Linked DNA regions of Homo sapiens: region 1 is linked to region 2. Evidence: chromatin contacts called from ENCODE Hi-C data. All regions are on one chromosome and are shown on one strand. The core of a region is the stretch at or near the end of the contact, and the rest is flanking DNA. Distances in the headings are between cores, read along the strand shown. Region 1 has its middle 28 kb from the start of SUB1. Region 2 holds the start of C5orf22 (chromosome 5 open reading frame 22).

Region 1 (2,700 bases), core at 173-2,672, 1.1 Mb after region 2:
ACTAGCAAAAAAATCCAAGAAAGAAGGGATCTTCACAGTTTGACCCCCCGATTTAATAGGCAAACTTGTATCTATTCCAAGGCTACATGATCTCTTTGTGTTGTCTCACTACCAAAGATGATCAAGATTATCAGTAGGAACATGAGGTTATTGGCAATAACTAGGGCTACTGCCTATCTCCACGCAGGGATGATTTCCAGTGGCTGCTGTTCCACTGCATTCTCCTTGACAGAGTGGGTATTCATTCCTAGCACGTTCAACCCCAAGCAAAACAAGGTCAGAGTTGGATGGGGAGATTTACAAGTTTTTGAGGACTTGGGCTGACAAACTTGAAGAATGGCCAGAGCAAACTCTCGAGGCAGGTACACAAGTTGGAAATCAGACTTCTAGTCACAAGTGGCAGGCCTGGAAACCTTGACAAGTCATCTCAAGGGATGATGTCGACCTTGGCCGTAGACAGGTCTGCATTCTTGATGTCAACCTTGGCCATAGGTCTGCATTCTTGTGGTCTGCCCTTGGCCATAGACGGGTCTGCATTCTTCTTGCTGTCTGCCCCAGTGGTGCAAAAGTCTTAGAGGGGGAAGAACGTATTGAAAGCTAAAGGCTTTGACAATTTATGTGTTGGTGATAAGCTGGTCTTTGTTAGCACTGTCCTAGTGAGGCTGAAGGAATAAGTTTCTCTGCTGAACTTTCACATAGGTTGTAGCTGTGGCAGGGCTCATCAGGGTTGGATTCTCAGATCTCTTAATGGAAAGCTTTGATATATTTCATGTGTGTTTTTAAATAGCATTCAATGTATGTTTAAATATAGGAGTGTCCTGTGAGTGGCTCCCGGGGAGCAGCCGGAAGTGTTGTACTCGGCTGTCTATTGTGTGTGGGAGAGTCTTTCTGTTGACTGTGGATCTCATATTTATGAGGACTGCATGCAAGGATTGCCTCTCGAGGTCTCGTTTATAGATTGATATCAGCCAGGTATTTTTCAGAATTCTGTTCTGCCATTCCACTGCCCTCCTGATTCTGGGAGATGTGGGCATTGAAAAGACTTTGTAGATTTCCTTTATAATTTGGCCCGGATGTGGTTGGCTCCTGTCACTATTATTGAACAAAGGCTCTCAAATAGTCTTCTTGATATAACAATAGTTGTAACAGCTTTGGTGTTTAGAGATTACTTCTATTCAGCTGGGAAGCCTCCCAACAATAGGCAAAACATGAAAATGTCTTCATTTGTGTAAGTCAACTTCAATTATTTATAGATGTCCCCTACAAAGGAGAGTGAGTTGCCTTCTCTGTGGACTTGATAGATAGGAAAGGTCTGACAATTCTGCCCGTCTACACTGGAAAAGCGCCTTATCACTTATACACTGCCAAGCGCCTTATGACCAGCGTGCCATTGCAAAGATCACGCAACCAGCCAGGAAGAAGATCCTTGGGCGCCACCTAGTGTCCATCTCGGGAATATCAAAGGCGACTGCATTGCTTCTCAAATTGTGGTTATTTCCAATGGGTTGTGGATCACTACTTTTGTTAAATACAAATAAATGATTAGAAAAGCGTATAAAAATACAAAATACAAGTCTGAATGTTTTATTATTAGATTTAGCAATAATATTTTAATAAATCAAAAAACGTGAAGAAAAAGTAAAAACTGCACAATGTTCATTATCAGTATAAACAAAACTAAACAAAGAGTGAAATGGTGGAAATAGCCATTGAAATACCCACATTAAATACCTAGACTAGTTTTGAACAACATGATATATATCAATATTTAGTTTTTAATGTGATAAATGAACTTGTTTCTTGTTAAAACTTAACTAGATTGAGTTGATGACAGTCACAGGGGATAGTGTCTATCTAAACTGTTTCTATGTTTTGTTTTAATAATATGTATAGTAAATAAACCAGCTCACAGGGAAATATTATCAAGGGTGGGGGAAGATACTTTATTTTATTTTTTGAAACAAGGTCTCACTCTGTCACCCAGGCTGGAGTACAGTGGCTTGGTCATAGCTCACTATAGTCTTGAACTCCTAGGCTCAAGTGATTCCCCCACCTCAGCCTCCCAAGTAGCTGGAACTACAGATGCATGCCATCATTGCTTTTTTTTTTTTTGACTTTTTGTAGAGATGGGGGTCTTGCTATGTTACCTGGACAGGTTTTGAGCTCCTGGGCTCAAGCAATTCCCCAGCCTTGGCCTCCCAAAGCGTTAGGATTACAGGTGTGAGCCACCATGCTCAACCAGGATATTAATTTTTAACTTTTATATAAAATAAAGTGAGGCTATATTTTCTAGTATTTTTCTTCAATCCTTCATAAATAGCCAACTCTAACAATTGGCTGAGCATGGCCAATTGGAATGCCATCAGTGAAGTATTTCCAAAAGCACTATTCTAAACACAATCCAAACTTGATTTCTTCAACAGTGGGATTGTGAGTTTACCAGGAACATGAAGAAAGGTTATCTGGCAGTGTTAGTGCACATTTGGTAGCGTTTGTTAGTGTTAGTGTTAGTGCAGGCTAATACTCACTATGTGCATGGAGGCTTCATAGGTCCAGTCGGCGGGCGTGGACTTCAAATAATCTCCACCTCCCGGGTTCAAGCGATTCTCCTGCCTCATCCTCCAGAGTAGCTGGGATTACAGGTGTGTGCCACCTTGCCTGGCTAATTTTTGTATTTTTAGTAGAGATGGGGTTTCGCCA
Region 2 (2,700 bases), core at 11-2,510:
GAGTCATGCAATATTTAATGAGCCCATAAATGGGAAGCACTGTCCCAGGCCCTGTAGACTCAGAGATAATAAGACACACAGCCTGTAGGATTCAAGGAACTCAGAACCCACGTACAAGTAAGTGTTTTAAAAATACAAAATAATGCAATAAACACACAAAAAAGAGGTATGTGCAGGGCTTAGGGGAACACAAAGGTGTGTGCCGCACCTAGAGGTGGGCAAAAGTCAGGGTCACGAACACTCTTGTACAGTGTGTAACAAGAGCTGAACATTCACTGCCAGATCCTCATGGATGTTTCAGTAGTTAGAAAATCTAAAAATACTAATCATGAAATTGACCTATTGAAGGCATAGTCCGGCTGTGTTGTGGATGCAGACTTTAATTCAAAAGTCAAGGAATTCACTGCACCTGGAAAAGTAACTCTCTTTTCTCCGTCTGTCTCTTCTCGGTTGCGGTTTGGAAACAGAGACACTGAAGGAGCTGTCTTGAATAGTTAACACGGCCAGAACGTCAGTGCATGTAAAAAGAATTTTAAAGTGTGACTACATTTTTATTGAGAACTCCCTCTTTCCCCAGGTGGATCTGCAGGGCAGTCACCTTCATCCTGATCCATAACTGCACATTTACTGTTTGCATCTCCCGCCAGACGGTACGCCCCACGAGGCAGGCGCTGAGCTCAGGATCTCACTCCCCTCCGAGAGCCGGGCGGCCCCAGGCCTGGACCATAGTGTGTGCTCCACAAATGAATGAAAGGTCTCCTTTTTCACTTCCACTTATTTGCGGGATCCAGGCCTAGCGTCGCTCTTTTGCCCTTAGCTGCAGATCTGAAGTGGGGCTGCCCGACCCCAATTCCCGGACGCTTTTCACCCCAGCCCCGGAGACTCCAGCCCCGTTTAAATCCTGACACTCGGAAACTCTCTTCTAACACTTGCAAGGTACCCCTTTTACCTATAAAAGGCTCTCGGGCCGCGAGATCGCCGTCAGAGCAAAGCCAGGCTACTACCGCAGGTACCAAGACAGTGGCACCGCCCGCGCCTCCGGAACAGGAAACCGAGGGAATTAAAAAGCAAACCTGAGAAAGCTGGGCCAAGGGAGGGAAAACTCTTCAGCCCACCGCAGGGCCTTGTGCGCGGTGATTGGCGCGTCAACGAAAGCGATGGACGTCTAGACCAATCGTCAGCAAAAGACCCTTTGGAGCCCGCGCCCCCTCCCCCTACGTCCTCCAATCCGAAAACGCAACCGGGTGAGGGAGCGCTTCCGCCCGGAGAGAGCTGGCCGGGATGAGGCGCCGGCTTTCCCGGGTCTTCTCCAGCTGCCACCGCTTTACTGCAAAACTGACGGGCGCAAAAACATGAGTGACTCCGCGGGAGGGCGCGCTGGTCTCCGGCGTTACCCCAAGCTCCCAGTGTGGGTGGTGGAGGATCATCAGGAGGTGAGCGGACGGCAACAGGGCTCTGGGGCAGAATCAGCGGAAGCCCTGACGCTCAGAGGGCCAAGCAGAGGGCGCAACCTTAGCATCGGAGGCCAGAGAGTTAACCAGAGTTAAACTGCCCTATTCCGTTGCTGTGGAGAGGACCCCAAAACAGCTAACTAGGAAGAATGAGAACTGACATTTATGGGCGCTTCCTACGAGTCGGGGCAACTTATTTACCTCGGTTTGCCCCCAAATCCCAGAACCAAACAAAAGGTGGCATCGGGATTCGAAACCGGACAGTCTGGCTGCAGAGCCCTGTGTTCTTAACCTGCAGTTAACTCTGGCTTCCAAGTATCTCCTGGAATCGCCACCACAGCCCTGCTGTTTAGATGGGAGGCTTTATGCTTGGAACGTGGGCTCTGATCTGAAATGGGGACAGTAATCGTAGGACTCACAGGGCTCTTAGGAGTATTATTGTGTGCATACTGTGTTTAAAAATCTTTTTTTTTTCTTTTTTGAGACGGAGTCTCTCTCTGTTACCCAGACTGGAGTGCAGTGGCGCGATCTCGGCTCACTGCAACCTCCGCCTCCTGGGTTCGAGCGATTCTTCTGTCTCAGCCTCCTGAGTAGCTGGGATCACAGGCACGCATCACCGTACCCAGCTAATTTTTGTATTTTTAGTAGAGACGGGGCTTCGCCACGTTAGCCAGGATGGTCTGAAAGTCTGACCTCACGTGATCGGCCCCCGCCGGCCTCCCAAAGTGCTGGGATTGCAGGCGTGAGCTACTGCGCACGGCCCATATTGCGTAAAAAAAAAAAAAAATTTAACACGGTGCCCTGCATAGATAAACACTAAAAGGGGTTTCCATGTTTATGGCCGTGCTGATTTACAGTAGCCAAATTGGTGTCTTAATCTAGACTTTTCCAAGTCAACAAAGGAGGCCCATGGATCTAATAAATATGTTTTAAAGTAGCATCAGTAGGCTTGGGATGGGAGGCAGTTCTCTGGACGTTAAAAAAGAAGAGGGATTTACTGTTGGTGACAGCTAATAGGAGAGGAAGATAGGTTTCTCAGGACCTGGATATAGTGTCTATGACCTTGAGAGAATGAGAAAGCCTAGGTTAGACGGTGCTTTCAAATTAGGTATTAAACCTAGAATTAGAGAAGATGTAAGAGGAGAAATGGCCTTTATAGACCACCTAGCCCAACCCCACCATTCTAAGTGTACCAAAAAGACCCTAACCAGCCTGGACAGCAGAGCGAAATCCCATCTCTACAAAAATA

Evidence for each region. Hi-C counts contacts between places; a loop is a spot of excess contacts on that map. Pooled maps may share reads with other maps.
Region 1: a loop to region 2 is called in a pooled map, with 6 times the contacts of the local background. The contact joins the enhancer-like site here to the promoter of C5orf22 in region 2. A Hi-C loop is called at or near these places in 8 of 50 pooled maps.

What each region holds. Positions count from the first base shown.
Region 1 is chr5:32,611,834-32,614,533 of GRCh38, forward strand. No RefSeq gene overlaps it. Among named protein-coding and RNA genes, the nearest start is that of SUB1, 28 kb to the left of the region's middle. Within about 2 kb of position 1,423, at least 3 of the 41 ENCODE cell types and tissues checked have a DNase peak (open chromatin) inside an H3K27ac peak, as active enhancers do.
Region 2 is chr5:31,531,041-31,533,740 of GRCh38, forward strand. It overlaps C5orf22 (chromosome 5 open reading frame 22), which reads left to right and starts at 1,261. Exons shown (of 9, transcript NM_018356.3): 1 at 1,261-1,433. The coding sequence starts at 1,353. It overlaps DROSHA (drosha ribonuclease III), which reads right to left and starts at 1,053. Exons shown (of 36, transcript NM_001382508.1): 1 at 950-1,053; 2 at 410-485. RefSeq lists enhancers at 1,133-1,302, 1,333-1,382, 1,433-1,482.